Regions from separate parts of the Homo sapiens genome. Here region 2 is linked to region 1. The links are chromatin contacts, found by Hi-C or POLR2A ChIA-PET in ENCODE. All regions are on one chromosome and are shown on one strand. The core of a region is the stretch at or near the end of the contact, and the rest is flanking DNA. Distances in the headings are between cores, read along the strand shown.

Region 1 (4,358 bases), core at 207-2,706:
CCAGGCAAAGCCTGGCTCTGCCATCCCAGGGTCCAGGGATCCAGGTGGAAGGCCCAATCCACCCCTACACTCTCCCACCCCCCACTGCACCCCTACCCCTCGACAACCTCCTTTGAAGGGAGGAGCAGAGGAGAGCCTTCTAAGCTGGGCTGGGCAAGGGAGAGGCTGGTTACCTACAGGAGCCTGCTTGCCTCCTTATATAACCTGGCGTGGGAGACAGGAGAGCCCAAAGGGGACCCCGGCCACCCCTAGATCCCCTCCCAGCCCAGAGCTCCGAAGCAATGGCCATGAGAGAAGCTGCCTTCATTGGATGGAAATCCCGAGCCCTTCTCAATACTCTCCTCCGGGTCCGGGTCCTCCGGGAGTCGCGCTTCCTCACTGCCAGGAGGTCCTTGTCATCCCTCCACAATCTAACCCCGACCCCAACCCCGCACCTCCCTGGCCCTTCACCCTCCACCTCCACCCGCACAGCCCATCTCCGCGGGCACTTTTCTCCCCACTCACCCCGCCTTCCCCGCCGCCCGAGGAGAGCACCTCCCTGCAAACGGACGGGGGAGGAGAGCGCGGGAGGGAGAAGGAGGGAGCACCCCGGCTGTCCAGGGAGCGGACGGAGCCTCCCGTCCCGGGGCGGGAACCAAAAGGAAGCCTCAGGCTGCCGGGCGCCTCGCGGGAGGGGCCCGGCTGCAGCGCCCGGCGCGGGGAAAGCTCGAGGTCCCTGGGCTGCGGGAGCCTCCCCGCGGGGCTGGGCTGGGGCTCCTCGCGCTCCGCCCGTGCGGGGGCGGCCGTCCCAGGTGCCCGCGCCGCGCCCTGCCCCGCCCCGCCCGTCCCGGCGCCCCCAGCGCGCGCCCTCGCACCCACCGTGCAGAAGGTGCGGGGGGAGGCGGCGCCCCCGGGGCCGGGGCCCGGCTGCAGGCGCCGTGCCCGCTCCGCGCCGCTGCCGCCCGGCCGCGGAGCTCCGCCCGGTGCCCAGGCCTGTCCCGGCCCGGGAGCCGCCGCGGCGCCAGCCCCGCCGCCGCTGCAGCGTCCGCCGCCGCCAGCGCCCCCCGTCGCGGCCGCCGAGCGTCCCTCCCGCAGGCTGTGGCGGGCGGCGGGACGGGTTGCATCAGCCCCGGCTATATAGCGGCCCCTGGGCGGCGGGGAGGGGTCGGGAATGCGGAACCGGCCGAGCTGCCAGCTCCAGACGTCAGAGGGGGACGGAGAGGAAGGGAAGGAGGGGACCGGGGAGGAGGGGGTGTGGAGCCGGCGCTTCACACCCACTGACCTTAACCTCCCCCGCCGCCTTGGGCGCCCTCCTCCCGCGGCCGCTCGCGCTCCTCTCCCCGCGGGGGCGTCCCGGGTTCCATGCAGTCCCCCGGCTCCGCCACCCCACGGTGCAGGAGCGCTCGAGAAAGCAGGACGCGGCGAGCGGTTATGTAAGCGCACCCCCCGCGCACCGCCGCCCGGCTTGTGCCCGCCAGGCAGCAGCAGCCGCAGCCCTAGGAGAGAGACGCGAGAGGCCGGAGCCGGGGGAAAAGTCAAAAGCCCCTTCACGCACAGCCTGTGTTAACCATGTACCTCAGTCCCGGCGCTTCCCCCACAAACTGAGAGCGACAGGGAGAATTTCCGCACAGTTTCATCCTTGGACACTTCAGGACTGAGCGGGTGAGGAGGCGATCTCGCCAGCCTGCTTTATTTTTCGGTGGAGAAGGATGGGCTGAGATGAAGGCATTTGGGGACTCCTACCCCTACCCACCGGCCCCCGCCAGCGCCCTTAGGCCCCGAGACGGCTGGCTGCACCAGCCTGACCTCTGCTAGGGCTGCAGCCTGAGACCGCGGCTTGCTCTACTGCTGGCGCAGTTTGACCCTTGGGCTTGTACCCTGCTCCAGCGGGCTTCTCCTTTCCACTCCGGACACAGCAGTGAGCAGACCCAGCCCTCAGCAGACCCCAAGTGGCCTTCTTCCCCGTTCCAGCTTCAATAGCCAACCCCACTCCCACCTTCCATCCTTCTAGAGAGGAAATGGTGAAGGGGACTCCAGAGGGAAGGCGACATCCATGGTGCCCTCCAGTATACAAAGGCAGAGACACAGAGCCCTCAGGTAGAACGGGGTTCCCTAGATGGCATCTCCTACCTCCAGAGCTCCTGGGTACCCATCGAGCCCCCTACCTTCTGCCTAAGCCAGATAGGAGTGACGATTTTTATACTCAGCGACTTTCGGCCTCCTTCTGAGAGTGATGTCAGGTCATCACCCATAGAAGAAAGGAAGTGAAAGAAAAAGTTCATGCCTTCTTGGAGTGCAGATGCTCAGAGTGAAAGAAACAACAAGACTTGAGACAGATGGGTGCCATTGAGCAAACCCGAACATGCATGTCTCTCTCATGTGAGTGAGTGCATGAGACTTTATTCTCCTTATTTCCCCAGTGCAGTGAAATCTTTCTGGATAAAAGAAGTGGGCTAATGGAAGGAGAGACAGACCAAGTCCCAATGACATTGCCTGACCATTTTCACCTTCGCCATCAGCAGTCTCCCTCACAGCATTGGTGTGGGCAGGTAAGAAGAAAGCAAGGCCCTGAAAGAATATACATTGGAAAATGAGCAGTAATTTGATACTCTTGTGGAAGAGCATGACTCTTCGCCCCAGAAAGGCCAATGACACCTTTACTACAGCGTAAAGATCAAAGCCAGGGACTGTGAAACTGCCTCATGATGTTTCTCCCATGAGACCTGTGTCTGGATGTTTATATGGAACAAAACATGGAACAGAGGCAATAGTACTTGATGTGTCTTCAGCTGGGGCTTTGGATAAACTAAACTGATCTATATTCAGGGACTAATAATTAGGGTGTGTGGTTAGAGCGCGTCCTCTCTAGGGCCTGTTTTGGACTGTGGCTGGGCCACCAGCAGTCCTACTGGGCCTTTGCTTCCCCCACAAATTAAATATGTTACAGGGGTGGCACCAAGGGGTGACTTGGGAGGCCTTTAGTCCCCTCTACCTCTCTATAATCTCCATTAGATCTTCTCTGTTATTTGCTATTGATGCTTTTCAGTTTCATATAGGACGCTATAAGAACACAGCTTCAAGGCCTCCCTTCCGCCACATACTCCCTACTAGGCCCCTCTACGTAGTCACTGCCTCTGGGAGTGGCTAGAGGGAGAAGCCATAAACTGGGTCCTTTATGCAGACATTGGATGCTGGATGGAGCTGATTTACCACTGGCTCTTAGGGACAGACAAGTGACTCAGCCTAAGGCAGTTTGAATTTAAGTTTCCTATCACAACTAGAAAAGTCCTGATTAACACGCCCAGCCCTAGTCAATGGGCTGATTGAGAGATCGTCACATATCCCAAGAAAATCTCACAAGACTGGGAATTTTGTGGATCTGCTGGAAAGAGAAGCTGCCAGAAGCCCCACGTGAAAGGGAACTACTGAGAGTGAAGCTAATGGGAGGAAAAGTAGAGCCAAGCCACGGAGGGAAAGACAGATCAAGTTCCAATGACATTGCCTGAGTTCCTGAATTCAGTCATGCCTGACATCATCCTGACCTCTGCAGGTTTTAGCTATAGGAATCAGTAAATTATGTCTTACCCAAGGCAGTTTGAATTTGGGTTTCCTATTACTTGCAATTAGAAAAGTCCTAATTAATACAGTGGGTTTTGCATCTCTGACTTATGTGGACTATTTCATTTTGAAGTTTAATGGAGATTGATGAATCCCGAGCTCTTTGTAAAGAGGGGAAAACTGAAATGGTGAGGTAAAATAATGAATTCCCCAGACCTGCTCCTCCAAAATCAAAGGAGAAAGTGATAGTTCTGAGTAATCAGCCAATCAATTAGTCTTTATCCTAGTATATACTGAAAACCTATTGTGCACCTTTAAGGTACACAAAGTTTAAGACATGATTTCTCACCTGTTCTATGTCCCATCTAATTAGGAAAAATGATTTACAAACTAATGAATAGCAAGACAAAGAGTAGCTAAGAGCTAATGATGCGACACAGGCTATAAGCACTGTAGGAGTTCAGACAGGATTGCTGCTCCAGTCTCTACTCAAATTGTATAGACCAAAATTGCAAACGCGTAGCTGGCAGGCTGAAAATCTGGCTTTTCTGGCTTCAACCTTAAATTTGTTTTTCTAAAAAAGACAGGCATGGTGGTGCTCACCTGTAGTCCCAGCTACTCAGGAGACTGAAGCAGAAGGATCATTTGAGCCCAGGAGTTCAAGTCTGGCCTAGGCAACATAGCAAGACCCCCATCTCAAAAAAATAATTGTAGAAAAAAATATTTTTTTAATATAGCAAAGATTTCATATAAAAAAATCTAGATTTCAAACTTCTCTTTTAAAAATATCAAAGTCAGGCAACATTGGGCATATGTAATAG
Region 2 (4,326 bases), core at 1,671-4,170, 150 kb before region 1:
GACCAGCCTTTACTAGTGGAATCACCCAAGCAGTTTCTCAGGCTCTTGGTATTCAGTAAAACCTTCATACCCCTTACCGTCCTCAATCTTCAAGAAAGGTAGAATGGACTAACGGTCTTTTAAAAACACACCTCACCAAGCTCAGCTTCAAACTTAAAAAAGAGGACTCTGTCAAGAATAGAGCCCAAAAACTCACCAAACAAACAAGTAATTATGCTAAATCCCCTTGGACCCCTTTGGACACTCTCTAATTAGATGTCCTAGGTCCTCCCAATTCTTAGTCCTTTAATACCTGTTTTTCTCCTTCTCTTTTTCAGACCTTGTGTCTTCCGTTTAGTTTCTCAATTCATACAAAACCGCATCCAGGCCATCACCAATCATTCTATACGACCAATGTTTCTTCTAACAACCCCACAGTATCACCCCTTACCCCAAAACCGTTCTTCAGCTGAGTCTCTCCCACTGTAGGTTCCCACGCTGCCCCTAATCCCGCTCGAAGCAGTCCTGAGAAACATCTCCCATTATCTCTCCATACCACCCCCAAAATTTTTCGCTGCTCCAACACTTCACTATTTTGTTTTGCTTTTCTTATTAATATAAGAAGACAGGAATGTCAGGCCTCTGAGCCCAAGCTAAGCCATCCTATCCCCTGTGACCTGCATGCTTCAGGCAATCCAGATTGCCTGAAGCAACTGAAGATCCACAAAAAAAGTGAAAATAGCCTTAACTGATTTCATTCCACCATTGTGATTTGTTTCGCCCCACCCTAATTGATCAATGTACTTTGTAATTTCCCCCACCCTTAAGAAGGCTCTTTGTAATTCTCCCCACCCTTGAGAATGTACTTTGAGATCCACCCTGTCTGAAAAACATTGCTCCTAACTCCACCACCTATCCCAAAACCTATAAGAACTGATGATAATCCACCACCCTTTGCTGACTCCTTTTTCAGACTCAGCCTGCTTACACCCAGGTGAAATAAACAGCCTTGTTGCTCACACAAAGCCTGTTTGGTGGTCTCTTCACATGGACGTGTGAGACAGGATTACCAATCCTTTGTTAAACACACAGCCAGGACTGTACGTGCTTGGAAAGATGCGAGACTGGGAGGCAGTGGTCTGGCTAAAGGACGTTTGCTTTAAATATTCCCATAAATATTTGCTTCGAGTATTTGGAGACGGCATTCAGGTTCACAACCTGCCCAGCTTTCTGGATCATAACCACATTGAGATGCAAAGAATTTGAGCTTCTCCTTCCAATAAGAAAGAAAGAGAAAAAGATTAAGACATGAACTACCCTTTCTAGGCCATGGAAACTCAGAGTGAGATTTCTACTCCATCCTGCTGGACTTGGCTCTAAATCCCAGGCAAGGAGTTTGGCACAAAGCACTGCTCCCACTGTCCTGGCTTCAGCTGTGTGTAAAACAAGGTAAAAGCAGTGCCAAACACCACCAGGCATGGCTTTGCAATTCTATGCAGTAGAGGAGATACTGCACTCTAGGAAAGCTGGTTGGTCCAACTGAAAGCACTGCCAAGTTCTGATGACACCAGAATAGTCTGATGCCCAGGGGCTGCTGCCAGACAGAAGAGCATTCCTGAAATTACAGGTCTAAGTTGGTGGACTGACACAGGTTCGAGAACGACACAGCGAAGGTATAGTATGTTCTAGAAGCATGCTTTTGGCTGGGGCAAGAGCAACTGTGGATGAAAGAGCAGGTCCCCCTGCTTTTGTTTCCCGCCTCTCTTACAGCATCACAATCACTGCCTGTCACACCCAGTTACTGTCACCCAGAGTCACAAACACTGTTGGACAATCAGCAAATTATAGCCTACCACACCCAATAGTTAGGTGCAATCTAACACACGCCCCTGGGAACATTCACAAACTGTTCTACCTACCTGATTGCCAAAGACAGCCACGGAGCAGGCTGTTGAAACCTCATTAGCCCCGAACCAGACGGAAGCGATGCGGGAGGGCATGCCCAGGATGAAAACCTGGGCCACAGAGCAGATGAGCTGGCCCACCACGGTGACCGGAAAGAGATGCGGCTTCAGGCTGCCCAGCTTCACCCAGGCCCCCAGGCAGTTGAGAGCCGAGCCAGTGAGAGCAATGGTGCGCAGGCCGAACTTCTCCAGCAGCCAAGCCACTGGCAGGAGCAGAGGGATGTAAGTCAGCATGTAGCACATGGACAGCCAGTCAATGGCAAAGGCACTGACACCGTAGAAGTGCATGAAGATGTTATTGATGGAGCCGTACTGGATCCACTGAAAGGAGTTGCACATGGAGTAGCAGCTAAACACCAGGACCACGGCCCAACGGCGCCTGCTCACCTTGATCACGCTGAGGTCCTCAGGGCCCGAGCTACTGGGGTGAGCCAAGCCACTGGGTTGGGCTAAGGCACTGGGGTGGGCCGAACTGCTGGGGTGGACAGAGACGCTGGGGTTGATGGAGACGCTGGGATGGACCGAGACGCTGGGATGGACCGAGACGCTGGGGTCCGCTTGGAGTGCGGACTCCGGCACAGGGGTGTCATCGCTCTCTTCCTGGTTGGGACCTTCATTCACCATCGCCACAGTCTCCTCTGGAATCCTGGAGAAGTGGTGAGGACTCCGGCAGTCTTAAGGGACAGTGGCCTCTGCTGGTCTCTTAGAGTTGAAAGGACACTTGCCTATTCCAGAAGAAACAGAGACTAGAGGCTGCGTAAAAGCCTCAAGTGGGGCTTCCTGTGCTCACCTCCAAGCTCCTGCTCCCACTTTTGCTTGGGGCTCTCTGTTGCCACCCGCGGCGATCGCTGTCCCAAGGCCGGCCGCACACGCCGCAGCCGGCTCCGGACCGCTCCTGCCTTGGGTCTCCCCACGAGGCGTTCCTTGTGCAGGAAAAGTTCTCTCCTTGCGCAGCCACTTCGCCCGCAGAGTCCTCTCCCGGGCCAGCTTGGGGCCTCGCCCAGTCGGGCACACGTGACCGCCCCGCCCCCGTCCTGCCTGGCTTCTTCCGCCCCCAACCCCCCCGCCACCACTCCACCCCCGACCCAGTGTCTCTTGCCTTCTCGAGCCCGGTCCTCCGGGCAGAGCAGTTGTTTCGCCACAGCTTGCGGGATGCATTCCTCCCCCACGCCCCGGGCGCCATGGAAACCGCCCGGTTAACCCCCACCCTTTGCACTGCCCCTCATATTCATTTGCCACCCGCTATCAGCGGACCCTGCAAGAAGATCCGCCTTCCCGAAGTAATGCCCAAAATAGAGCCTCTCCGGTGCCTGTCCGCATGCCCTGCGCGCGTGCACCAAAGCCCGGCGCCACCTAAGTGTTCTGGGGAATTCAAGAGGGATTCCCCAACTTTCTCCCCCTTGGCTTAGGCTCCCAGCCCTTTGCTGAACTAAAGAGAGATTTGTAGATTTCCCGGGCTGGTTGCGCTCCTGGGTTAAAGGGGAGTTACAGAAAACTCGCTTTACTCGCTTCTTTCCCTGCGGACGTGGTTTTGTCTTGGGGAGGTTAGATTTGAACCTGTTATGTGGGGCTATTTTTCCTGATGGATTCTGGGCGAAGACCCTAGGGTGCGGGGGAGGGAAAGGAGAGTTTGAAGAAGCCGAAGAAGCTGTCCGCGGTTGTGTGATGGAACGCTTAGCACAGAGCTGGCTCCGGGCTTGGTCTTGGAAGCGGTCTTTGAACTCAAGCAGCCCTAGTCTGCCACCTGCCGGTCCTAGCCCATTTCAAAGGGCAAACCCTCGACTCGTTGCACTGACCTCTGTCCTTGGCGAGGGATCCTGGTAAGGAGCCCAAATTCTCCCTGAGTTCAAACACCAGCTTAGCTACAATGAGGTGCCACTGTAGACCAAGGAACTCCACCTCTCTGCGCTTCAGTTTCTTCATCTGTAAAATGGAAATGATGAAATAATAGTACCTACCTCACCGTGTTGTTCTGAGACTTGAATGAATTAATACACGAATGCACTTAGAAAATTCCTGCCACATAGTAAGCATTCCGCGAATGCTGGCTATCCTAGCAAAAAGCTAACATTTGTTGTACAGTGCTAAACAAATTGAATGCATTAGCTCATTTATGCATCACAAGAATTCTGTGATAAAGTTACTATTGCTGGCCTAAATTTTATAGACAAGAAAACCCAGACTCAGAGAAGTGAAGTAACTTCTTTCTGAAGGTCCCAGCTGGCAAGAAGAGCCATAATTCTCGTTCAAGTCTGTAATCATTCAAGCTGTAGCCTAGCTATTCAAGCACAGTCTGTGGTTAGCAGCGTGGGCACCTGTGGGAGCTTTTTAGAAGGCCAGAATCCCCTCCAGTGTTAAGGCCTTAAAAAACAAAACGGCAACC

The links. Hi-C counts contacts between places; a loop is a spot of excess contacts on that map. ChIA-PET counts read pairs that join two places held with the same protein, here RNA polymerase II (POLR2A). Pooled maps may share reads with other maps.
Region 2: a loop to region 1 is called in a pooled map, with 2.2 times the contacts of the local background. The contact joins the promoter of FLVCR2 here to the promoter of JDP2-AS1 in region 1. A Hi-C loop is called at or near these places in 5 of 168 maps with a recorded cell type or tissue (MCF 10A, PC-9, endothelial cell of umbilical vein and 2 more), 10 of 37 single-sample maps with no recorded cell type and 14 of 50 pooled maps. POLR2A ChIA-PET finds 5 or more read pairs at or near these places in 2 of 52 experiments (MCF 10A and OCI-LY7).

The regions. Positions count from the first base shown.
Region 1 is chr14:75,424,753-75,429,110 of GRCh38, reverse strand. It overlaps JDP2-AS1 (JDP2 antisense RNA 1), which reads left to right and starts at 1,456. Exons shown (of 2, transcript NR_184172.1): 1 at 1,456-1,641; 2 at 2,400-4,358. It overlaps JDP2 (Jun dimerization protein 2), which reads right to left and starts at 1,089. Exons shown (of 4, transcript NM_001135048.2): 1 at 859-1,089. RefSeq lists silencers at 441-610, 671-850, 1,101-1,370 and enhancers at 1,036-1,593, 1,561-1,620, 1,641-1,970, 2,221-2,320.
Region 2 is chr14:75,577,214-75,581,539 of GRCh38, reverse strand. FLVCR2 (FLVCR choline and putative heme transporter 2) reads right to left here and starts at 2,920. Exons shown (of 10, transcript NM_017791.3): 1 at 1,899-2,920. The coding sequence starts at 2,567. It overlaps FLVCR2-AS1 (FLVCR2 antisense RNA 1), which reads left to right and starts at 1,952. Exons shown (of 3, transcript NR_110552.1): 1 at 1,952-3,763. RefSeq lists a silencer at 2,975-3,044 and an enhancer at 3,755-3,814.